Regions from separate parts of the Homo sapiens genome. Here all the other regions are linked to region 4. The links are chromatin loops, found by intact Hi-C in ENCODE. Cell type or tissue: heart right ventricle. All regions are shown on one strand. Region 1 overlaps LOC105377543 (a long non-coding RNA gene). Region 2 holds the start of LOC107986203 (a long non-coding RNA gene). Region 3 has its middle 150 kb from the start of HAND2-AS1. Region 4 holds the start of LOC124900816 (a long non-coding RNA gene). Region 5 has its middle 140 kb from the start of HAND2-AS1.

The links. Hi-C counts contacts between places; a loop is a spot of excess contacts. Peaks named below come from ENCODE experiments on the same cell type or tissue, not always from the same donor. Only the 100,000 strongest peaks of a DNase experiment are listed, where the experiment ranks them.
Region 1: a loop joins it to region 4, with 2.9 times the contacts of the local background. A loop is called at or near these places in 3 of 110 quality-filtered maps.
Region 2: a loop joins it to region 4, with 3 times the contacts of the local background. A loop is called at or near these places in 16 of 110 quality-filtered maps.
Region 3: a loop joins it to region 4, with 2.1 times the contacts of the local background. A loop is called at or near these places in 18 of 110 quality-filtered maps.
Region 5: it touches region 4 in a loop (3-fold over the local background); 6 of 110 quality-filtered maps call a loop at or near these places.

What each region holds. Positions count from the first base shown.
Region 1 is chr4:173,932,347-173,937,346 of GRCh38, forward strand. LOC105377543 (a long non-coding RNA gene) reads right to left here. Exons shown (of 4, transcript NR_188468.1): 2 at 4,896-5,000. Among named protein-coding and RNA genes, the nearest start is that of LINC02269, 38 kb to the left of the region's middle. In heart right ventricle, no CTCF peak of the experiment used is centred here; no DNase peak of the experiment used is centred here.
Region 2 is chr4:173,696,049-173,701,048 of GRCh38, forward strand. LOC107986203 (a long non-coding RNA gene) reads right to left here and starts at 2,935. Exons shown (of 3, transcript XR_001741464.1): 1 at 2,667-2,935; 2 at 1,869-2,078; 3 at 1,311-1,466. RefSeq lists an enhancer at 345-1,544. In heart right ventricle, no CTCF peak of the experiment used is centred here; a DNase peak (open chromatin) is centred at 3,033; H3K4me3 peaks cover 1,393 bases; H3K27ac peaks cover 3,620 bases.
Region 3 is chr4:173,678,542-173,683,541 of GRCh38, forward strand. No RefSeq gene overlaps it. Among named protein-coding and RNA genes, the nearest start is that of HAND2-AS1, 150 kb to the left of the region's middle. In heart right ventricle, no CTCF peak of the experiment used is centred here; a DNase peak (open chromatin) is centred at 1,937; H3K27ac peaks cover 2,732 bases.
Region 4 is chr4:173,534,535-173,539,534 of GRCh38, forward strand. All of the region lies in intron 2 of HAND2-AS1 (HAND2 antisense RNA 1), which reads left to right. LOC124900816 (a long non-coding RNA gene) reads right to left here and starts at 3,529. Exons shown (of 2, transcript XR_007058375.1): 1 at 3,415-3,529; 2 at 1,215-3,015. RefSeq lists an enhancer at 2,200-2,701. In heart right ventricle, a CTCF peak has its summit at 2,519; DNase peaks (open chromatin) are centred at 3,500, 3,697, 4,073 and 4,327; H3K4me3 peaks cover 5,000 bases; H3K27ac peaks cover 5,000 bases; H3K27me3 peaks cover 3,398 bases.
Region 5 is chr4:173,665,367-173,670,366 of GRCh38, forward strand. No RefSeq gene overlaps it. Among named protein-coding and RNA genes, the nearest start is that of HAND2-AS1, 140 kb to the left of the region's middle. In heart right ventricle, no CTCF peak of the experiment used is centred here; no DNase peak of the experiment used is centred here; H3K27ac peaks cover 1,411 bases.

The DNA.
Region 1 (5,000 bases), 400 kb after region 4:
AATATGTTATTAAAATTAATTTCATCTGTTTCTTTTCACTCTTTTCAATGTGGCTACTAGGACGTTTAAAATTATGTGTATAGCTCATATCATATTTCTATTGGACAGTGTTTGTATAGACCAATGAGAAGAGTCACTTACATCGGTATCACCACTGACCTGGACCAGATGTGATCCAGTAACCCAGAGGAGAAACATTTCTGACCTATTCTAATCCTCTAAGCCAAACAGGCTCTTAATCAAAGAGCTAGTGTTTTTACAATATCAAATGGAAAATAAATATAATAACCTCAATAGTACACTTGAAAAAATGAAGGATTAATTTTAGAAAGACAGGAACTGGCATTATTCAGATTGAAGGAAAAAACAACAAGGCGAAATTTAATAAATATCTCCTGGGGACATATGAGACAGGTTAAGATTGCAGCATGAAGGCTGGAGGTTAACTTAAATGATTTCTTAAGAGTCAGGGTTGTTTAACACTTGATACAGGTTGTGACTCTTCTTTTCCTGGAGGGCAATGATAATAAGGCAAGGCCTCCTCTGAAGTCCTAGATAAGCATAAGATTGGAGAAGCCAATTTAAGATAGCTATGCCATATCAGCACTTATTCAGATACTTTGAGTGCCTCTGAAAGTTGGTGATGAGACGGGACTAGATTACCAGCCCTTTCAAACACACTGAGCCTCAGTCAGAGCCATCTTTAATTTCTCTCCTTAGGTGTTAATAAAATTCATCTTAAAATTTATTACTTTATGATATCTCAACATTCTCTTACAAAATTTGCACTTAAAAGCTTATCAAAATCTTATACCTGGAAATTGAATGGAAGCACCTTACAAGCTGAAACAGTGTCTTTATTTATAACAGTAAAAATTACCTTTTTATTATAACACACCCTTGTACGCATGTAACTATATCATACATGTTATATAACTAAATGTGTATGTGCACTATAGGATATAGTAGCCATTCAAAAACATTTGATGAGTGAATATATGTTCACTCACAATTGAAAAAAAAACCAAATGTCCGCATTTCCACAGCTGAGGTAGAGAAGGCAGCTGAAGTGTGGCAGAAAGCCCAGCCTCTCCAGTTCTGGTCCAGTGCATTTATATTGCAAAACGTTGATAAGCAAATGCTGCACATGGGTATAATAAAGTTTGGAAATTTTACCAATGAGATGTAGTGTTAGAACAATTTTATGCCTTGGTAAATTATCAATAACTTCTCTAAAAATATCGATGTTTTAAAATCTCTTGCAAGGTAACTTCCTCAGAGAGCATGGCTTTATATTAGTAAGTAAAGGAATAGTCACTACATAGGTCAGTATGAGAAAACCAAATGGAACCACAAATCTCTTTCTAAAAATTCTACCTAAATAAAAGTTCCTGATCAAGTTAAAAGCCTAGTTTATAGCACATGATGCTTTGTCTGATCTACATCCAAGGTAACTTCTTGAGTGGAAGACTTTGGGCTTTTTTAGACAAAGGTTTCTGGCCTCCATTTTTATAAAGCCTAGTTAATTTATATGCTGAGGTCTTCGGTGGATCACAGGTGTATTTTCTCTATATTTATAACCACACATCAATTTTTAAATGGAAACATCTGAGCTTTCAGTGGCTATGAGCCAGTCTTGAGTGAGGAAGCCATACTCACACAAAACTTGGTATAATAACCAGGTGTAGCCAAAATAAGGCACATCCATATGCATGTTGAGTTTCTGCCACATAAGGAATTTATAATAGAGTTTATCACTTATCAGAATGTATTTGGGCTTACACTGACTCCATTACCAAGGAAAAGCAATTTTAACGAGGCTTTCCTGTAAGGAATCTATTGTTTCTTCTTCCTAAACTATCAACTTCACCTGAAAATACTTCTAAAAATGAGAAAAATAGTTAATTTTCAGCCATTGAGTCTACCTTTGGCTGGATGTATTCCTTTAATTTCAGTGCCAACGCATAACTATTTGGCCTTTTATAAAGGTTGCGTATTTTTCTTCTGAGTAGAGTTGCCCTCACTATGTCAGAAAACATGCATATGTACTCTTCCAAATGAGGGGAGGGCCTTATAGCCTCACTGATGATGAGCCCAGAGTGAGTCACTCAGGATCTTGATATTGTTTTTTGAAAACAACAACAACAAAAATACTGGTGTCTGTATAGAAAATGCCTAATTCTTTCCAGGTATCAATAAATTACTTTGCTAGTCAGAGTATCAATGTTGGATGGTGTTGTGAGGTTTACATCCATGTCTAGAAAACCACATTTATGCTGCAAGCAAGCTATTATAAAAAGACGAAAAATAATATATTTTTAAAGGACTTTCCAACAAGTTATTGGAACTGTTCCTTTAAATATTAGGAAAGCACTCCAACTAGTATACCTAGTATACTACCTGGTAAAAATTAAAATAACTACTACACGCTTTTTTTGGAAGATCTGAGTGATATTTCCAAGTGTCCTAAAAAACAATTCTTCTTCCCCATCTCAATCCCTAACCTCTTTTGAAGGAACAGCCATTGTTTGAGCCAGGCAATTTAATTCTTAGGACTTTTATCAACATGACAGGTCTCAGCCTAAACCAGGGAACTTTTTTTTTTCCTTTTATTTGTTTTCTTTTCAAGATATAGATGATATGCCCCTATCCAATGTACAGTTTAGTGAGATGGATGACACTTCACTCACTGGCAGTTCAAGGAAGTCTTAGCCTAGCTTGTTTACATGAACACGTTTTAGAACAGCCATATAGCTTCCAGCCAGCTCTACCCTGCTGCCCAGCACTAAGGGGGAAAGCAGGCAGTGAGCCCATAGGTCGCTGATAAACTAACTCCCCATTTGGCAAGCAGGGAAGGGAATGATAAGGGCTCTGATTTATGTTTTATCTGTCGCTAAGTTTTCAGCCAGCCTGAAATGACTTGGTTCTGTTATCACCTCAGATGCCACAGGTTTCTTAAGTGAGGCAGATTCTTTGGCGACTTTTAAAAAGAACTTTATTTCACCTCTTGCAGAAGGTTAGCTTAGCGATGGATGCTGCTTTAAAACACTCCCATCTGGCTTCATAAACTGTGAGGCTATAAACCAGCTTGTGGGCTCTATTCCATGGTTAGTTCTTGACATCACCTGCATGTAACTATGCTACCCTTTTGGAAACACAAAGCTGGGTGTGATGCATATAATGACAGGGATGCTTGAATCTTTTAAAAAAATTACATACCTAAAAATGTGTTAATATGAAAATTGCATACATCATCCTACCCAAACTTATCTAAAAAGAAAACTTTCTACAAATTAATTTTCTGTCAACATACGTTGACTTCAGATAGTAAAAAGAAATGAAGAAGAAAAATCTGTCTTGAGGGAGAAAAAGAGTGTCAGTGGATACAATTAGAAAGCAAAAAAAAAAAAAAAGCCCCTGTTTTCTGTGATGGATGCTGCAGGGCAGCTCTGGGGGTCAGTGGGAGATTAGCTGACATAAAAGCAAGGGAGTGTATCCTTATCTAGTAAACTAACACAAGTCAGTAAATGAAAGCCCTCGGTCCCCAACCTATTTCAAGTTGTTTCCCCCTAAGTTTAAATTGGCTTGTCGTTTTACAAGGATGGATGGGTATTATTTTTAAGCCTTTATTTTACAATGGAAGAATGTGAGTGTTTCACAAGTGAAATGTTCCCATGGAGAAGGGAATAGCAATGAATCATAAACAGTGTAAACACTCCCAAGCTTCTTATATATGTAAGGTTATGTGCTAATATCTTCTCTCCCAGTAGTGTTTTCTTTCCAAACACCGTAAGAAGAGAAGTAGGGGCCAGGGAGAGGCCTTTGGAGCTATCTTTTGAAAACAATGGGAGTCTATCTCCTCTATTCTCAACTGTGTAATCTTTTTGTTATCTGACGTGAACTCATAGAAACTGACTATGTATTTCCCCTCAGTAATATCCTTCTGTGACCTCCTCTCCACCCACCTTCCTTCAGGATAAAATCTAAACTTCCTAGCAAGCTGGGACCTTCCTAAACTAGACCTTTAGGATTGGCCACTGTTTACCCATCTGGCCTCCTCCATTGTCACTTTCCCACAGGCACTTTTTACAGAAGGCACACTAAAGCACCTGAAATTCTTTGATTATTTGGTGCCTTTATACTTTATTGATTTTACCCTTGTCCAGAAAAGCAACGAGATTTAAAATATCAGTTTTGATCACTACTATATTTCCAAAGCCTAAAACTGTTCCTAGAACTTGCTAAGCATCAAATAATGTTTGTTAACCAAATAATGTACACATGCTCCTTCCTGGATTTGTAAAACCCTTCTCCTTTCTTCCCCTGCCCGAATTTTTACTTCGATTTCAAAATTGTGTCACTTTGTGGAAATCTTCTACCTCCCATATGCAGAACTGGAAAAAACATCATCCTCACAGGGTCTTATAGCACCCACTGCACTCCTTCAACATTTTCTACATTGCATTTTAGTTGTTTGTATCCACTAGCAGAGAACTTCTTACAGGTGGGTATTATTTTCCAGTTCTGTGTGCTCTGTGTCTAGGTGAGCATATAATGAATTCAACTAATGCCCAAGTTCCCTCTAGGCCCAAAGGCCCAGACAATCTGTTCCCTAATTAACCTTTCAGATCACTTCTCCTACTTCTCCCCACTCTCCCTCCCCCTAATCTAGTCACACAGATTTCCTTGCCTTTCCTCCACATGCAATGCAAATCTTCATCCCCTCCCACTGTGGTCCTTCTGTCTGCATCACTCCTCCTCCTGAAAGCATTCTGCCCATAACTCTTTCATCATTTTTGTGCAAATTGTCACCTGCTTAATGAGGTCTGCCTTGCACACCCTCCCTGAACTGCAATCGTATCCACCCTCATTCCTACCCCTTTTTCCCTTCTTACCTCCTGACACACAATATGGTGATTTGTAGGTGCGTTGTTTTTGTGTGTCCTCCATTTGATCTCAAGTTTCAGGAAAGCAAAGGTCTTTGTTTTATTCATTGAAGT
Region 2 (5,000 bases), 160 kb after region 4:
TTCAAGCAGTTGTTACATATCTCATATGCCAAAATTGTTAAAAATAACAAAGGCCTATTATCTCGAATGTGGGAAACCAAATCATTTTTTTAAAGGCGTGATTAATTGTGTGAGTTTGAACCCCTTAAGTAGGTGTGGTAAGCTGTATTCCGTGGGAACTTGCTCAGTATGTGTGCAACTATGTAAACAAAAAGTTAAAATGCAGCTAACACTTTCCCTGGCATTTATTAGCATAGCAAAGAAAGCAGAAACCAACCAATTTTTACATAAAAAGACAGTAGAAAGCTGTGTCTGCCTGCATTACTGTTCAATCTGTGGGTGCCAACTATACTCATAGAAACAATTTTTATTTATAGGCCTATCACCAAAATGTGTTCTTCATTAATTCATATTTTTCTCAGCCTCACATTACTTCTTGAACCCATCCAGGTGGTTTTTAAATGATAAGGGTAATTTAAAACTGAGCAAATTCATGTGTACCCCATTTTCCGTGTTTAAGAATAATTGAACGGAAACATCTTTACCATTCATTCAATATTTTGTTAATTTGTTTACCTTTAGTGAACCTGAGGAATACCACAAATGTGAGCATGGCTGGATCTTTTGAATTAAAATCCACACTGGGAAAGAAATAGACCTTGAACATCTTGCCAAAGGTATTTAGAAATCTATTTCTCACAAGATTAAAGCTGAAAGTCCAAAGTAACTGCAGTTTATACCAACAATACAGTTCAGTGAAATGCTGTTATATCAAACATTTCCTCATATATGACACTCATTAAAATAGAAAAGGCCTCATCTGAAGGCTTGTAAAGTGACATTTCTTCCATATAATATTTTCCTGCATGTAATGTTCAAAAATTGTGGTGCCTTGGAAAACATTACAAAGGCTTTTCCTTGTAGATCTGTACTTGTTGTTAAATTTCTTTTGGGTTGTCCTTCTGGTGGGTGTTTCATAGCCTTTTATAGATTCAGTCTATATATAATAGGAAAAAAGCCCCCTTCATTTGATTTTAAATAGTATCCATAGGAAGCAGCAGGAGAAAGTTTGCATTCCTGGGTGAAGGTCCTTGAACACATTTTTTTTTTTTTTTTTTTGAGATGGAGTTTCACTCCTGTTGCCCAGGCTGGAGTGAAGTGGCACGATCTTGGCTCACCGCAACCTCCGCCTCCCGAGTTCAAGCGTTTCTCCTGCCTCAGCCTCCGGAGTAGCTGGATTACAGGCATGTGCCAACATGCCCAGCTAATTTTGTATTTTTAGTAGAGATGGGGCTTTGTCATGTTGGTCAGGCTGGTCTCAAACTCTTGACCTCAGGTGATCCACCTGACTGGGCCTCCCAAACTGTTGGGATTACAGGCATGAGCCACCGCAGCTGGCTGAGCCCATATTTTGTTCCAATAAAGGTTCAGTCATGCCCTTCCATTTTTTGTCCAGTGAAGTGTGTCACCCATGCTGTTCTCTGCAACTAATGGAAGGAGAAATTGTTGTTTGTAGATTAAAGTGACCCGCTCAATCTAGAGAGTAACTTTACCTATTTTTTTTAATACTGCATTATACAGGCAAAGCCTCCATTTAAAGAAAGGTAACTGATTTGTATTGCAATAGTGTAACTTACCAATACCCATTATTCAACAGCCTAGCAAATGATGATTAGATGATTAAGGCAGTTTTCTACTTCACCACAAGGCTGTTAAGTTCCTAGTAACAGTTTTCTAGCGTGCAGTGTATAGGTTATATACAATGAAGTTCATGCAGACATAATCTACCTTCTACTTCTGCATATTATGTATGTTTTAAGCAAATGTTAATCCAAAAGTGCCTTCTTATTCACTCAATCATTTATTGAAAAAATTTTTGGAGCACCTACTATGTGCCACCAGGTGTAAGAGTTGACACCATCCTCATCTTTCCAAATTTGCAGACATGGTACAAGGGCTTACGATAGATTGTGTTGAAAGTTGACATCAGTGAAGGCACAAGATGTTACGGGGAAAAAGAGCAAAGTGATCTGACCTACTTTATGGAGCCAGGAAAGGCATTAGAGGGTAGACGTGGTGGGTGGCGTTTAATCTGAAACCTGAAGGATGAGAGGGACAAGTTAAGGGAATGTGTATGTTGCAAATTGAGAAGATTCTCAGACAGAGGGAAGAGCACTTGCAAAGTCTCAGAGGTCAGAGAGAATGTGGTGTGTTCAAGGAACCAGCAATTTGAGGCCAAATTTGAGGTGGAGAAAAAGAGAGAGCATGATGACAGGCTGCATGTTTCAGGCTAAGCAAATTATTTTTATTGTTAGCTAAGGTAAACCATAATAAAAAGTTCTGCTAAGTAAATTATGGAATAAATTTCAAATTTTCTCTCACACTACACATTCAGGGTTCATTGCACAGGCAACCTTGCCAGGCCTGAAATTCAAATCTGCCCCTGGCAAGGAGAGATTTCTTTTCACGGTTTTTAATTGATCATCTGGGTGCCAAGAGGATTTTGCCCCAGCTGAAGGGTTGTACAATTGAGTCTAAGTTGGGGTTTGGGGCATGGACACGCATTTGGAAATGGAAAACTTTCCCATAGGATAACAGCTCTAAGTCTGCGGCCGTGTGCTTGTGCTCCCCTCCAGGCAGGGAGGACATGCACTGCTCAGGGTTCCGAGCTGACCCAAGCCTCTTACCTCAACCCCCTCCTCCTGGTGAGAGAGCCCCACTGGGTTCCGCAGAGAAGAGGAAGAGGATGTGACTCAAAGATTCTGGGCTTCCTTGGTTCCCTGGGCTGGAAGTCAGAGAGATAATGGAATCCAGGTGTGTGATCTGCATGCATGCAGGTTTATTTTTTTTCTCTTTTTCTTTCCAAAGCAGAGAAGGTGAGGGGTCATTTCTACTCTGGGAGAGAGCCCCCGAGGTGTCAGCTGTGGCGGAGTGCTGGCGGCATCTACAGTGGGGGTGTCACTCAGGGTGGTGGTATTAGAGATAGTGGCAGAAAAATCTGGCAAGGCTCCCTGGGGATGGCTGCTGTGGACGCCAGCCCAGTGCGGAGAGGCCAGTGTGATCTCACCCATCATGACCTCAAGGTCCTTCTTTGAGGGATCTTGCCAGGAAGTTCAGTTGGCAGGATGGCAGCAGCAGACACACAGGGTGGTTAAGAACAACAAACACAGGTAACATCTGCTGAAGGCTTCTACAAGCTGAGCACTAACAGGTACTAACTTAATCCTTGCACTCACTCTAGGAGGTAGGTACTGTTATCATCATCACGTCACAGATTTGGAAACTGAGGCACAGAGCTGCTAAGAAACTCATTCAAATAAGCAACCGAGCTGGGACTTGAACACATAAGCACCCAGCAGGGTTTACCTAGAAAGTCATTTTGGGCACAGGATCTTCCTCCATATGCTTCCTAAAGAGATGCAAGGTTGCGTTTTGATTGCATTGTCTAGTCTAGCCATTGGAAATACATTTACCTCATGAGGTTCAGACTTTTATAGTTTAAAGAAAGGAAAGGAAAGGAAAGGAATGGAATGTTCTCCCTTTGCAAAACCTCATGCTGTCCTTTAATCATGTCCATTGTGCTGTGTGGTCTCGATGTCTTCCAAGCAGTTTGGGACTTAGGTTTCATTTTATCAGTAGGAATCATTTACATAGACTGCTGTGAAGGTCCTCTTGCCTGCGAAGTTCTCTACCACTGCCTGACAGTGCCTGAAATTCCAGTATTAAATAATCATTCCTTTGAATATTCAAGTTTGATTTTACAGAATTCTCTCTTAAAATATAAAGATCCCTTTAAAGGATAAATTTAAATCCCTCAAAAGGATGGCAAATATGTAACACCATATTATGGAAAAGTTTCCATAGTATGTAGAAGGTTAAAGGGAGCAGGAAATGGATGATAAATAGGGAGATGGGTTTCCCAGAGAAGGCGCCAGTGAAAAATTGCTTCTTGAAATCCCTGAATTTATGTGTTGCAGCCTAATGACATATTTTCACAAAATTGTGAGCAGCAGTAAAGTTTTACTGGATGGATTCTTTTATTTCAATGATTTTCCTCAGTGTTGACTGCTTAGTTATTTCAAGAAAAGCTAATTATTTAGAAACATTGCTACCCATTACTGATGTGTTCATACATTAAAAAACTATTGTGTCTCAGATAATAATGAAAAGAGAGCCTGTTTTGAAATTTGCCGGAATAGCTCTATTAGATAACCACAAAGGAAATAGTATAACATCACACAATAAACTATCTGTCTTTGAAGCAATCAAATGTCCCTTTTGGCTATGGTGGTGGTTGTGACTGTATGCCTATAGTGGAGGCTGGTAGATGTCTGAGGTTGATGTTGCATTTTCAACAACATTAAGTGGCCCTACTGAATTTATTATTCCTTCTTTTGTTGCATCTACTACTCTGATTGTCAAGTTATTGTTAGGAAAAAAATCACAACGAAGATTCTAAAGCATAGGTTAAGTACAAGCAAATCAGATCCACTGTGCGAGGAGCTATATTCTAGGAGAACTGACTAAAATGTGCAAACAAAACAATAATGAAAGGATCATAGCCTTGTTGAAAATAATGTATAATAAAAAAGTAAGACCCAGAGTAATTCTGCTCTAATGCAAAAAATGTCTGTTTTTGTATTGGCTTTACGGGTTTTACAAGAAGTGATGAAAAAGCAGGGTAATGTTAGCAGTGACCTTGAGTTTCTTCTCCTATAAAAAAATGTAGGCTGATGAAACCTTTTGTACACCCCTCAGGGCTGTGTGAGAATCAAGAGAGTCTGTGTATGTGAAAGTCCTTCTGGCCTATCATGTGTGAGATATCATAATTACAAACTTTGTTCAGAAACATTTGGTGTGGGAGACAAAGGTTTGGGCCCTATCATCTCTACTCATGTTATCAGGAGATAGCGTTGCTAAGTGGACAGACGTGACTATCTGTGAAGTCCACAAGGTCCTTGAAATTTCATTAGAATACTCTTCTTTCCAATCTTTATTCAGATTCTCGGTCCACCCTAACC
Region 3 (5,000 bases), 140 kb after region 4:
GATCTGCCAATATTGTGTTGATTCTTACTTGGTAAATAATGTCAAATAGCATCAAAAGCTCAATATGAAGATATGGCATATAAGGTATGAATGCTTTGTAATTGTATTCTGTCCTGAATCCCACTAAAGCATAGCCTATTGAACTGTGAGTACTATATTAATTCTTCAGCTTTACTATGTTGAAGTCTAAGTAAATGAGAATACCATTTAAACCACTTAATATTCAAGTACACATTAAATCTGAGACAGTGAGTGTGTCTAAAAGTATCTTCAATGACTTATCTTAGTCATAAAAATCATGTGTTTTATTGATATGGTTACACTATTAAGATATTCTAGCACCTTTCCTGTATCTGTAATACATTAAAGGCTTTTCTTCTGAAAGTCTTTAAGTTTTCTAAATAGGTATAATTTACAAATATTTATACTCACTTTTGATTAAATTACTTTAAGCAAAAATAAAGCATGTTAACACATGAGTAGAGGTGAGAGTTATAACAATTAACTTCTAATTTTTATTTAATAATTCTAAATTTCTGATTATAAGAACCTCAACATTGCCAGGAATATTATATATTTAAATTGGAAAAACATCACTAGAACAAATACATTTTTAAGAAAATTCAATGCCGTCACAGGCTGGCTCCTTCCTTCCCACTTGTGATGTTCTCCTCTGTAACTTCTCCCCTTTAACTGTATTAGACAGGATTCTCCGGAGAAACAGAAGCAATAGGATATATGCAGACATATAGAAAAATATTTATTATGACACGTTGGCTCACACAATTATAGATGCCAAGAAGTCTCAGAGTAGCTGTCAGCAAGCCCAACAAAGCCAGTGGTGTAGTTCTAGCCCAAGCCTGAAGACCTGAAAACCAGCAGTTCCAATGTCTGAGGGTAGGAGAAGACAGTTGTTCCAGCTCAAGCAGACACAGTGAATTCATCCTTCCTCTGCCTTTCTGTTCTATCTGGGCCCTCAATGGATTGGACGTTGCCGCCCGTATTGATGAGGGCAGATCTTCTTTACTCAGTCAACAGATTCAAACACGACATTTTTCAAGAAACACTCTCACAAACACACCCAGAAATAATGTTTCACCAGGTATCTGTATCATCTTAAGTGTGCTTAAGTTGATACAGAATTAGCTATCATATCACCTATCCCAAACTCCCAAGTTCTTTAAGATCCTTCTCAAATCCCACTGCTCAATAAAGCTGACCCGAGAACTCCAGCCTGCATCAAACTCTGCTTCCTAAGCAGACACACACCTATTAGCTGTATCATTAATTTACACACAATTGTTTAGAACTGATTACATGCAGCTTCACACAGTACTACATATAGTTATTTAATTTTTAGCGCATGCAATTATCTCTCCCATTAGTTTCTGAGATGTCTAAAGGCAGGCAGGTCACACTTTCTGTTCTGAGGGCACATTAGCTATATATTTTGTTGAACAAATTATTATTTTTTCATTTATTCAACCACCACTTACTTGGTACTCACTATAAGCCAGGGACTGTGCTAAGTTCTTGGCATGCAAGGATTCTTCTGTTATTTATTAATTCAATCCATTTGTATGTACCAGGTGCCTGAGATACAGGCATAAAGTAAATCAAATCTCTGGTTTCATGGGCCTTACATTTTAGTAGGGGGACAGATAATAAAGAAATGCAGACATATATTTTATCAAGTAATGATAAGGGCTGTGAAGAAAATGAAACAAAGTGATAGAGGGTGGAAAAATGGGAGGGTGAGGATGTTTTAAAGAAGATGGTCAGGAAAGGTCTCTGAGGAGATGGCATTGGAGTGGAGACCCAAGTGAAGTGAGAGAGAGAGAGACAAGCAAATCCCTGAGGGGACAAAGTTTCTGGCAGAGGGAACGGCAAGTGCCTGAGACGAGAGTGCCCTCGGCATGTCCCAGGCGTAGCAGGTTGGCGAACTGCAGCTAGAAGGCCTTGAGTGACAGGGAGAGCTCCCTGGAATCAAGGTCAGAGAGAGAGGCAGAACCAGTCCACAGCAGACTTTAAAGGGTTTAACTTTATGCGTGATGGGAAGACATTGGGGGGTTCAGAGTAGGGGACTGATGTGGTATAATGTGTGATACGTGAGACCAGTGAAAAAGACCCTGTAGCTGCACAAAAGAGACTTCAAATTTATTATCGAAAGTTCTACTACACAAACATTCATAGACATTTATATAAAACTATGAAATTGTAAAAAAGGAATCTACCAGAAATAAAAATAATCTGCTCTGTGTATGGTCTGTACAGAGTGCATATATAGGTGGGTAATTGTAGGAAATGGAAAATAGCAAATTAAAATGGAAGATTATAGCCTCAAAAGTTACAAAGATAAGAAATATAGCATTTAGGAACTGAACACTCAAATCAAAGAAATGCAATTTATTTATCTGAGAAATAAAAGGTGTGGCTAAATTGAGATTTTGCTTTTATATTTTAATGTCTCAAGGTATAAAGATATGATTTAAACACTCTCTTTAGGAATATAAATTACTGTTAATTGAATTGTAGGTCCCGAACAATGTTTAGTGAATATTTACAGTGAACATTTTCCTCACACTGGGGCATAGTGACTATCTGGTAAGTTGGCTTGAAGAGCTGTGAGGTAGACACAATATGGTCTTAAGGTATTAACTAATCCAAGCTCCTTTTTCTGTTCACAGATGACCTCTTAATGCTGTACATAAGAGATTTGGGTTGTAATATTAATTTTGTTGTTAGTGTGATAGGTGACTTGTAGCAAGACAAAATAAGGAAGGTCATCGCTAATGTCTATTGAGTGCTTACCCTGTGCCAGCGACTATGTGAGCTCTGTGCCTTACATTGCTGTTTTAAGGGCTTCACTAATGGCTTTCTTTACCAGAATTCTTTTTGTTATTTATTTTTATTGTCAAATTATAATTATACATATTCTTATGAGGTACAAAGTGATGTAATGATATATGTATACAGTGTGGAATGACGGAATCAAACAATTAACATACCCAGCACCTGAAATACTTATCATTTGTTTCTCCTGTCTAAATGCAATTTTGTACCCTTTGACCCACATCTCCCCATTCTTCCCAGGCTCCCAGGCTCTAGTAACTTCCATTCTACTCTTTGCTTCTATAAATTTGATTGTCTCATGTAAGTGAAAACATGGGCTATTTGTCTTTCTGTGCCTGGCTTATGTCACTTAGCATAACGTCCTCCAGGTTCGTCCATGTTGTTGCAAATGACAGGATTTCCTTCTTTCTTAAGGCTGAATAGCATCCTATTGTGTAGATATACCACATTTTCTTTATCCATTCTTCCATTGATGGGCACTTAGATGGATAGCATAACTTGTTGTTGCCAGAGTTCTGAACCAAATGAGAGGGATTCTCGGTCAGATGGGGAATCAACATGTCACTTTTATGATGAATGAAGCTAATATCAGACAATGTGGCAACAACAGGCTTCCAAATGCTGAATCCTGGTATTACACAGATTTCTGCATGTAGTCTCAGGCCATGCTGGTCAAAAGTGGGATTTTCCATATGAAGGATGATCTAAGAGGAGCAGGAAAGGGCAGATTCTGTGGGCAGCCGCTCTTAGGAGAGAGGGAGAGAATGGAGCTGGGCTATAGGACCCTGCTTCATCTTTCAGAGTCACTAGTCAGGGATATTTAAGGCCACTGAATGGGGAAAAACCCTTTTCCATGGTAATGGTTATATATGCTCATTTATTAGTAATTCTCACAGCAACTCTATAAAGTTGGTCTTATACAATTTTACAGACACAGAAACAGAGGCACAGAGAAGTGCCACAGACAACTTGCCCAAGTCCCCCAGTGAGGATGTGGTGGAAACAGCCTTTGCATCCAGTCAGTCTGGTCTGGCCCCTAAGTTCACATTCGCACCCACTGTACCCTCCTGCTTCTCCAGTCTTTTAAAGCTGAGATTTGTTATCTGAGAAAATGAAGGGGTTAGATTAGAAAAATCTCTAAAGTTCCTTTCAACTTTAAAATACTTTAATATGCTATTAGGTTTCTTGTAAAAATATTTGGGTGTGTGAAGTATTTTAAAGTCCTCAGGGAAAGGATAATGTGGAACAATATTATATACAACTTAAAATGCTATTTTGATGAGAAGTCATAGTAGGTAATTGTAACCCAATTCTGTTTTCAATGTGGAAAACTTAACAGCTTAAAAAGGAACAGACAGATGGAATTTTGCTAATGTGTCCAAGAAGGAAATATGATTTCACATGCATATTATATGCAAGTTTATGAATGCAGTTATAGTGTCTGGAACCTGGCTAGGAAACTATGATGAAAATCAGTGAAGTAAAATATCAAAATAAAACATTGCATGACAACTTCTAACGGGGAGCAATGGTGGGACTTTTAATAAAACCACTTGGGGATATTAATGTGATACGTAAGTGGCTGAAGGGTTCTGAGTTTCCCTGGTGATATTCATATATCACAGAGTGAATGTTAACGGGCAATAACTCAAGAAATGGCATGTTTAGCATACCAGTGGAGAGATGCTGGAGTTGTGATCACCAATGGTACATTATAACATTTTACTTTGAGTCAGAAGTGAGTAGACCCTAGCTTATAATTTCCTAACAACTTGTTTGGAGCAAAGTTTTGGGATTATAATCTCAATTAAGGATGGAATGTATGTCTTAGGTAACAAATTCACCTTTGTCTATGTGAAAGGGTAGGGACATTACCAACATATTTCCAATGAAACAGCTTTTGGTGCATTCATGGTAGCAGAGAATTTACTCCACATTTAAATACACTCTGGGTAATTAGGAATTGTACTTTTAGCAGGAGATTAAAAAAAACTCTTAACATTTTAAAAATGGCTTTAATAGTAGTTCTGATTATGCAATTAATTGTTCAAATAACTTCAATTTTTATGTTAAAATCATTTGGTAGTTGGTAAGTGTAAAAGACCTTTATTCCATGCAATACATTTAAATTCTAGAAAATGAGCTTT
Region 4 (5,000 bases):
TTGGATCCTCTTCCTTTCTCTTCCCTACATGGAGAGATGGAGGGGGAGGGGCTAGTTCAGCTGAATGATGACAGTGGAGGGGCTGATTGCTTATGAATCCTTCAGTCCAGCTCTAATTAGAAAACAGTTAAGTTGGTGGAGAAAATCAGGGCTTGCTTAGTGCCTGCACATTCCCTCCTCCTCTTTCTCCTCTCCCTCTTTCCCTTCTTTCTTCCTTCCACCCCCCTCCCTCCCTCTCTCTCTTCTTCTCTCCAGTTCTCCCTTGTAATTTGCCGTCTAGCAGCATTTGGGATTACAAGGTTTTTTTTCTTTTCTTTTCTTTTTTTCCCTATCACTGAATCTGCAACTGGCATGGAAGAATGAGATACTGATTCATGCTGAAGTCTTTTAAGAAAAATCTTAATATCCACAGTCAGTAGAATTTTCCTTTCTTTCTAAATAATCAATGACTAGATCCTCATGTTAACTGGTAGATATGTTGCTGCACTGGAGGGTTTTCATTGATAAGGAAGAACTAAATATTTTTCCAGGTGTCTAAGTGTGTCTGTAAATCTAAAATCCTCATTCAGACTAAAGGGACCATAAGATAACCCCGTGAAGGCCTCAAAGAAGCAGCATGATGTAGATACATGGGACGTATTATTAACGTTATTATACTAGTCCTAAGAGGTACAGTAAATCTGATCTTTGTTAATCTTTGCTACTTTGTAGTAAAATATAGAGTTTAGAGCAAAACCGGTCTGAGAACCTACATCCCATAGGATTTATGTTAAATACTCATTCAAATTATTGCTTCAAGCAAATTACATACACACTAGCGACATTTTCTTTCAAGCCGGGAGGAAATCACTCAACATTCAGATGAGGAAGTGTGATTTTTCATACGTGTTCTACGGAAATAGTAAATAATGGACTTCACCTAGTCTGCAGTGTATTATGGGGTTCAGAATAAAATATGAGTTCAACTGGCAATTTCAAATGCGGCTTTGGAGAGAAAACATTTATTTGACTGAAAGATTTGCTTCTGACTTGAGGCCCAGGAACATTCCCAGTTTTAACTGTAGTGTTGCATTCCTGGGAAGTTCTGTTCCATAGCTTCCTTTGCAAATTCATGTAGATGGATTTCTTTAGCTCTGACAGTTTCCTCCAAACCTTTCCTACATTCTTCCAGGGCCTTTGCTTATAGACAGGGGAGTTACACCAGGATGGTTAGGTTTCAGGTTAACAAAAAGAAACACTTTTATTGTCAATATTAATGGCAAACCTCGATTTTTACAAGGCTTGGGTTTAGCAGTGTGAGCAGATCAAAAGCAGCTTGGTTTGATTTCTCAATATTCTCTGGAGCTTAGACAATTAACTGCAATTTTGCTCCTAACAAAACAACACAAAAAAGTTAGTTACAGAAATGTTATAGGTAATCTTTTGGCAGAGATTTTTACCTGAGTACAACATATCAGAATCTAGAAAATTTATCTACTGAACTTGAGTTGAGTTTTGCAGGAAAACCCCTTAAGAAAATCTTGTGTGAACTACGTCCTCGGTTGCAATGCCATGAGCCTGTTTCAGTGTGTGCATTCCAGGCTTGCCTTTCTAGCTGGGTAAGGATCCGGCAGACTGAGGTCTCCTTGGTAATTTGGGTACACCAAGTCTCCAGTTAATGATAGATAATCAGCCTTTGGGTCATTCGGTCATTCTCTTATTACAAACCCCTCCTGCTCTCTCTGATCTCCTTTCAAACTAAATTTCACACAAACAAATAAAGCAAGACAGGGACAAGTTCTTAAAAAAAGAGAGAGAAATATTAGAAACGCCTGATACAGAACTCTAAACAAGGAAAGGCAAGCTAAAAGAGGATAGGAAAGAACATCTTATCAAAATGAACATGTTGTGTACAAAACATTAAAAGAAAAGGCTCTGGTTTTTGTTAAAGTGACAGAAAATTAAAATAAAAATAATTGCAGGCACCAAAGTTATAAACAGGGAAGGCAGGATGCTAGCTGGAAATGCGCAGCACTAGGGAGCTAATTTGTTGTTACAGATTATATATCTGCACCCTGCTTGGAGAAGTGCTACTTTGTTCCATTTTCCAGAAGAGAATGGTTTTTCTTCTTAATACTTGTGTGAATGCCCACTTAAGTTAACACAGGCCACAACTTTGAGGAATGAGAAATGGAATTGCATTCTGCTTGCGAAGCATCCAACTTCAAACGAAGAAATTGGTTGTGTACAAAAAAAAAAGTAGAATTTCATTCAGAATACGTTTGGAGACTTCACTAAATTGGTGTGACTGATGCTTTTTTGTTTTGCTGACAGAAGGCACAGATCATTCATGGGGATGTATAACCGAAACCAGTCCTCTCCACCGCCTGGGGATCTTCACTTTCGCAGTCTACGACTGCCTGTGACTCCAGAAAGACAAACTGCAGATTGGCCAAGGTACATCTCAGATCAGATCCCTCTGGGAAAAGCGCGGGAATGCTTGGCTCTAGTAGTTAGGAGCTCTGGTGAGAGCGCCCCTAGTGCCATTTTCCCATCCCTGCCCTTGACAGTCCCCTTTGGTCTAAATTCACGGTTCTAGACAGTCAAAGTCTACCTGCTGGGTGTCCACTCTCAAGCCATAGGTTTTCAATCCTAAAAGGGATTAGGACCTTGGCTCAAAATGTGGTCAACGCAGTGTTCAAATTAGGAGGGCAGCTGGGAGATGGCAGCAGGGGATGAAAGTATGACTCCTACTTCGTCCGCAACTGTGGGTCTGGCACCTCTTGACTTGCCAGTATGCTGGCAAACAACCCATCTCTCTTGGAGAATCCACACTTCGTTTCTTCTAGGTCCAGCCTAAATGTTACCTCCTCCAGGGAGCCTTTCCAGATACTGCTTCTCCTCTCTCCCCCAACTCCCTCCCACAAATGAAGTTTTCTCTTCTGAATTCCTTGCTGGTACTGTCACTTATATTCTTTTGGGTAGATCTCTGGGCATGCATATGTCACCTCCTGTGACTGTGGGTTTCTTGACAACCTAATCAATGCATTGAACAAAGGAGATGTTTAGACAACCCATATAAAATGAATAAGAGAAATAGGGTGAATACCGTCTACCCCAATTGCAATCAGATTAGTTTCCTTTATTTTGAAAACGATTAGAACTAGTAGAGGAGTTAGATGTGGCCCACTAGGGAACAAATTTTCATCTCCAAGCCGTCCTCTGGCTCGATCGGGTCTGCACTGGGTCTGCATCAACTTGCGCTGGCTCAGAGGGAGGCTCAGCCCCAGCCTGGCCTTCCTGGTGCCCACTCCCAACATCCTGAGCAGGGCCGACTCTAGGCACCCCACGATTAGCTGAGTGATCTAGGGCAAGGACCTAGGCGTCTCTAAGTCTTAGTTTCCCCATCTGAACAATGTGGATAATGACACGTACCTGGGGTGGGCAGGCTAGAGTAAATGGGAAAATCAAAGCGCCAGCCAGAGCGGGTCGCACTGTTAGTTCCTGTATTTTCTCCTCCTGCCTCTGGTTTCTTCCGTTCCGTTCTAGCTGCCTGAAGACCCAGCCCGACAGCGATGCCTGTCAGCCCGCGTCGCCCACCAGGGCAGCTGCTCTCCCAACTCGCATGGGGGGCACCACCCCGCCTCGGTGCCCTAGAGCTGAGCGCAGCCGCGGCTCCACGGGGATCGCCAGGGCCTCAGCCCTCGCGGCCGGCGGCGCGGGAGTGTTGCGGGGCAGGGACCAGAGCGCGATCAGAGCGGCCACCCCCGATTTAGGTCGCCAGCTTTCCAGTCACTGCGATGGCCACTGGGGCGCCCCTTCCATCCTGGTTAAATTCTCATTGTGATCCCCAGCCCTCTTCTCGGTTCCCCACACCCAGGAGGCCGGTTCTCCGCCGCTCAGGCTGGGAGAGGTCACCGCTCCGGGCAGGGTGGACCCCCAGCTCCGTCTCGGAGGACCTTTCGCCGGAGGCGAGCAGGAAGGGGTTAACCATGAGCCTCCCACCCTCACCTCCCAGACCCTGGTGCCGGGCTAAGGCCTCCGCTTCCCTCCTGAGGTCTCATTAGGAAACCCTCACCGCTATTTTCAACATTTCCTCAATCAAGTGCCTTTAAATAGAGCTGCACAAACAGATTGGCGGCAAAAGCGTAGATCTTGTCACGATTGAGACCAATCCAGTATTTCAGCCTTGTTTGCTTTGCAATTACGGGTTGGCTTGTGGCTACGGTGCCACCGGGGCAAATCTGCAGCCGCTCGCTTTCTCCTCTGCGCTCCGGGCGGGTGGAGGAAGCGACCCGCGGAGTCACTGCAGGGAGGAGAGGGGGACGCGCGCGGGGGGAGGCGGCGGAGGGCGGAGGAGACTCGCTTGCACCCCAGGGCCGCGGGCACGCAGAGCTGTGTTGAAGGACATACTTTTCAGGTTCCTGACAGTCACTGAGCTATACGCAATAATAAAGTGCGTGATTCGCGTGTGGAAACCAGTGTCGTGTCCTTACCAGCTTCCTTTTCTGTCCACCTTCCCTCTCTCTTCTACCTCCGTTTCGCTTTTCTTCAGTGCATGTTAGCGGTTTGCTGGATTTCCCTTCTCCCTCGCTGTTCAACTGCTAGCATGATTTGTTACATTTTCCACAGCTGTTTATTCTTGTTTGACTTTTTGTACAAAGTCACTTTAAATCTGCTGCAGAAAGAATAAAGCACCTAGCCCTTTGGATGGACTCCTGCAGGCGTGTGGCTGTCCCTGGCCCACTTTTAATTCTTTGGAGATGGCTCTTCTGTGTAAATCAGCTGCTGGGTGCGTTCGGTCACCTCGTAGGCCAGCCTAGTTTGTATCAGCAGAACAGTAGTGGACTCGACTCAGGTCGTAAGCCTTATATTTCACAGACAATTAAATCTTGGCTGCTGTTGAACAAAACTGTAATATTTACTTTGTTCTATACCGAGAAGCACTTTTAAAGTAAAAAAGAAAAAAAAACCAAATACTACACTTCAAAAAGAAAATATGACAATGAATCTCTTTTTAT
Region 5 (5,000 bases), 130 kb after region 4:
ATTTCTCACTCAGGTGGTGAGGCGATGTCATGTGTGACAAACCAAGACAAATAGTTTCTTTGAAGTCTGGGTCAGAACGGCATGGTTGGTTTTTTGAAAATTTCATAAAATGCTATTTAGATGACTTTAAACTCATAAGCAGTACCAATAAGAAATATTCTCATGGAAAAAATATATAAATCTAGAACACTTTAATTGGTTTTTTTAACCATTGATTTAAGAATCAACATTTACACAGTTGGGTATATTTTTATAAAATGCCACAAAGTTAAATAATTATATATCAGTTAATGTTCTCAGTTTCTAAAGCAAGTGAATTGTTCCTTTTTTGAAATTGAAGTCTTTTCAAGAAAGATTAAAATAAGTATGCAATCCTAACCGGATGTTACTTTAATCCTCCTGAAATATTAGTCAATAAACATTTTTCATGCCTGATTGCTTGTTTTGGTGATAAGACTTTTTCAAAATCTCCTTGGATCCAAAGGAACAACAAAGGGAACTGGAGGGCGTAAAACCTGTTACTTCTCACTTTAACCTAGACATTTGCTTTTACTTTTTTCAGATTTGGTTTGCAAACATTTTCTTAACATGTCAGGAAAGCTGAAGTCATCTTATAGCCCTGATTTCTTCCTGAGTGAATTATTTTTGGGTCAATTTTCCCCATATCTGCCTCTGGACTCTTATTGAACCGAGCCAAGCTTGGAATTCACTTTGGATGTGGATGACCAGAAGTTTCTAATAATCTGCCTCTTCTTTGAGTCTTCTTTTTTTCCCTACACCCAAAGTATCTATTGATGGGACTCATGAGACAGTATTTTCTGTCCTCTCTTTTGTTAGATGATTGTACCATTTTAAAAGATCTCACTCCCAAAAATAGGCTTTTTTTTTTCTACTTTTCTTCCAATTATAACTCTAATTTTTCTTAATGGATATAGGCTACTGAGACATAAACCAAATATAGTGTCTAGGTGCACAGTTCCTAAAGGAAGCTGCAGAATCGAAAAGGCTTATCATCTTTGACTGCCCCGCTGTCAGGTGACGAACTGCAGAAAGATGGAGGAGACTAGTTGTTCAATTTGTTGGAGAAGTAAGTTAATTAAGTCAAGGTATTTTACCCTCATCACTTCCCTCTGATTAAGTGTATCCTTTTCCTTATACAACAAATGAGAAAATTGAGGTTTGGAGAGAGGAGAGGTTAAACAACCTTACCTGTATTACAAAAGAACTAGCGAAGCAGGGATTTGAACTCAGGTCCATGTCATTTTAAGGCCTGTTTGTACTCTTGACTGTTGTGCTACATCAACCTGACCAGCTATTTAGAAACACTTGCAATAAGTCATAAGAAGTACTTTGTTATGGGAACAAGTCAAAGCTCAAAGGTTGTGTGAATCATGGGTCAGTAGTCCTGGTTGGCACATTACTGTACAATAATGCCCAAAATGACTTCATTGGTCCTAAGAGAAAAGTATTATCTCCATACCCGACCAGGTGAGTTAAGCTCTGGGAAACAAATTCGTTTAATCAAGGCCCACAGAAGTTGACTTATAAAATGGGATTTCAAATTACTTCTGTAAAGAGGATTACAAATATAGATTATTTGTGGAAGGTTTTCCCTTCCACTTGATGGATACACTTTGGAGGTCCATTAATCAATTAGAAAGTTTCTATAATCAGAACAAAGAAACAATGTTCTTAATGGATTTCCTTTTAAACTGCTGCAACTGAATTATGGTTATGGGCTGAATTGTGTCTCCCCCAAAATTCAAAGGTTGAAGTCCTACCCCCTGTATCTCAGAATGTGACTCTATTTGCAGATAGGGCCTTTAAAGAGGTAATTAAGGTAAAATGAGGTCATAAGAGTGAGAACCTAATTCAGTAATACTGGTGTCTTAATAAGACCAGATTAGGAAACAAACATTTGCGCACACAGCGGAAAGACCATGTGAGGACACAGTAAGAAGGAGGCTATCTGCAAACCAAGGAAAGAGGCCTCAAAGAGACAACCCTGCCAACACCTTGATCTTGGGCTTCAAGCCTCCAGAACTGGGAGACAGTAAATTTCTGTTGTTTAAGCTACTTAGTCTGTGGTGTTTTGTTATTGCAGCCCTAGCAAACTAACACAGTGATTAATTTTTCTTTACTGTATAATTATTTCTATTTCAGTAAACAATGTTGGCCATTGAAAGTCAGAGTTTACGCTCTCTAAACAGTACTGAATATGTACTGAATAATTTTTAATCTCCTTCCTAAACTCCATTACTTACTTGCCTCTTACATTTTCTTCACTAAATAATTAGTTTATTTTTTAGTTACCTTGATTAGATTTGGTAAAAACTCTAATGTGAGTCATCATTAAAGCTTCTAGCTAGCCACATTAAAAAATAAAAAGGGACAGGTGGAGTTAATATTAATAATATGTGAATATACATTAATATATGTTATGTAGTGTATCCAAAATATAATTATTTTAACCTGTAGTCAATACAAAATTATTAATGAGAATTTCATATCTTTTTTTATACTAAGTCTTCAAAATCCAGTGTTTATTTTACTCTTAGAGCATATCTCAGTTTGGACTGGCTACACTTCAAATACTCAGTAGTCAATGCAGCTAGTGGCTACTGTGCTGGATGTCACAGCTTTAGACTTACTGTTGAGGATTTAAGAGACACTTTCTCCATCATGCAGGAGACATATTTCTCCTGCAGTGTATTTGCAAATCTTTTTTAAGGTGAGTAGTTCTGCAGATGGTTGTTGTATGTTGGTTATTTTAAGTTTTAATTTCAGAGTGTAATAGGCTCTGACCTAAGAGGATAATCTTCATCTGATTTAGTGCCATCGTAGGTACACATTCCTATTGACAAAGTGCAATAAAAGAAAGTTCTTACTAAAGTTTCAATCAGGTAATATTTTACTATTGAGGCTTACTGATAATGTTCCATTTTCTTTTTCTTTTTTTAATTATTATTATACTTTAAGTTTTAGGGTACATGTGCACAACATGCAGGTTTGTTACATATGTATACCTGTGCCATGTTGGTGTGCTGCACCCATTAACTCGTCATTTAGCTTTAGGTATGTCTCCTAATGCTATCACTCCTCACTCCCCCCACCCCACAACAGTCCCCGGTGTGTGATGTTCCCCTTCCTGTGTCCATGTGTTCTCATTGTTCAATTCCCACCTATGAGTTAGAACATGCGGTGTTTGGTTTTTTGTCCTTGCAATAGTTTTCTGAGAATGATGGTTTCCAGTTTCATTCATGTCCCTACAAAGGACATGAACTCATCATTTTTTATGGCTGCATAGTATTCCATGGTGTATATGTGCCACATTTTCTTAATCCAGTCAATCGTTGTTGGACATTTAGGTTGGTTCCAAGTCTTTGCTATTGTGAATAGTGCCACTATAAACATATGTGTGCATGTGCCTTTATAGCAGCATGATTTATAATCCTTTGGGTATATACCCAGTAATGGGATGGCTGGGTCAAACGGTATTTCTAGTTCTAGATCCCTGAGGAATTGCCACACCAACTTCCACAATGGTTGAACTAGTTTACATTCTCGCCCACAGTGTAAAAGTGTTCCTATTTCTCCACATCCTCTCCAGCACCTGTTGTTTCCTGACTTTTTAATGATTGCCATTCTAACTGGTGTGAGATGGTATCTCATTGTGGTTTTCTTTAATAGATACTTATGAAATTACCTGCCATATGCAAGCTAGTAAGAGGGAGAATATGTGCAAGGCAGTTTCTTTGAAGTTGATTATCTGAAATATTGAAAAGTTTTAAATGATTTAAAGGGAAAAGCACTACCATTTGTTGGGTTCTTATTATATACCTGACATACGTGCTGTCACTTGTCCTTTAATAATCCTGCGAGCCTTACACAAATGAGAAGACTGCAGCTCAACGGGTTTGAGTAAATTTCCCAAGATCACACTGTTCGTAATTGTTGAAGTCTCTCATCCTAATTTGTCTAATTTTAAAGGATTTTGTGATACAGTTAAATGTTATTCCAGTGCATGCTTGATATTTGAAATGTTTCAAATACATACAAGCAACACGAAGTACATAGGAATTTAGCAAAAACTTAAGTGTAACTCTTAAGAGTGTGGGTTTTGGAGGAGGATGGACTCAAGTTCAAGTTCCAGCTTTTCCACTTACTAGTTTTTTGACCTTGGGAAAAATTTGCAAACTCCAGAAGCCTGTTTCCTCATTTAGAAAATGGGCATCATAATAGTCTCTATCTCTTAGGGTTGCATAAGGACTAAGTGAGCTAATTCAGGAAAAGCACCCTGTGCGAGGCAGACACTCTAATGACTTGCCAAACGTTAGCTACTTGTTCTTTTTTTTATCACAGGCAGTGACAGGCCTGGTACATATTAACTATTTCAATTTACAGGAATTTTCTTGACTACCCAATATAGCAGAATAATTTTTTATACATTAAATATGATTAACCAGAGAAGCCAGAAGTACTTTTCTGTAATTAACTATACAAACTGTATTAGAGAATCAGAACGGTTTTCAGAAGTAGATCTGATATTCACCAACAGCTAGAGGAGAGGACAGCACTGATGTCTTTTCTACCTACAAACTAATAGCTTTATCCTTTAAAGGTGGTGACCTTGATTTCTTTCTGAAAGATATCTGACTTCTAGGCAACACTGCTTTAGGATCTGACCTACCACCTGACCCATTTAAAATGAGATAGAAGAATAAGTTGTTCAGAAGTCACACCTAAGCCATTCAAAGTTCTTTTCGTGCTTTTGCTATGGCTAAAGATTGTATTAAGATACTGGCAACAAAAACAACGAAATGAAAATGAAACAATGAACAGAATAAAAATCGAGAAAGAAAGTTCTAAAAAAGAGCTTCCGCCCAGGGATCAAGTGCTTCCATTGGTCAGTTAGTCTTAACCTTTCTGATAATTATATTACGTGCAACAACAAAGACACAAAAGGGGATAAATGTCTTAAGAGTTATATTGATAAACTA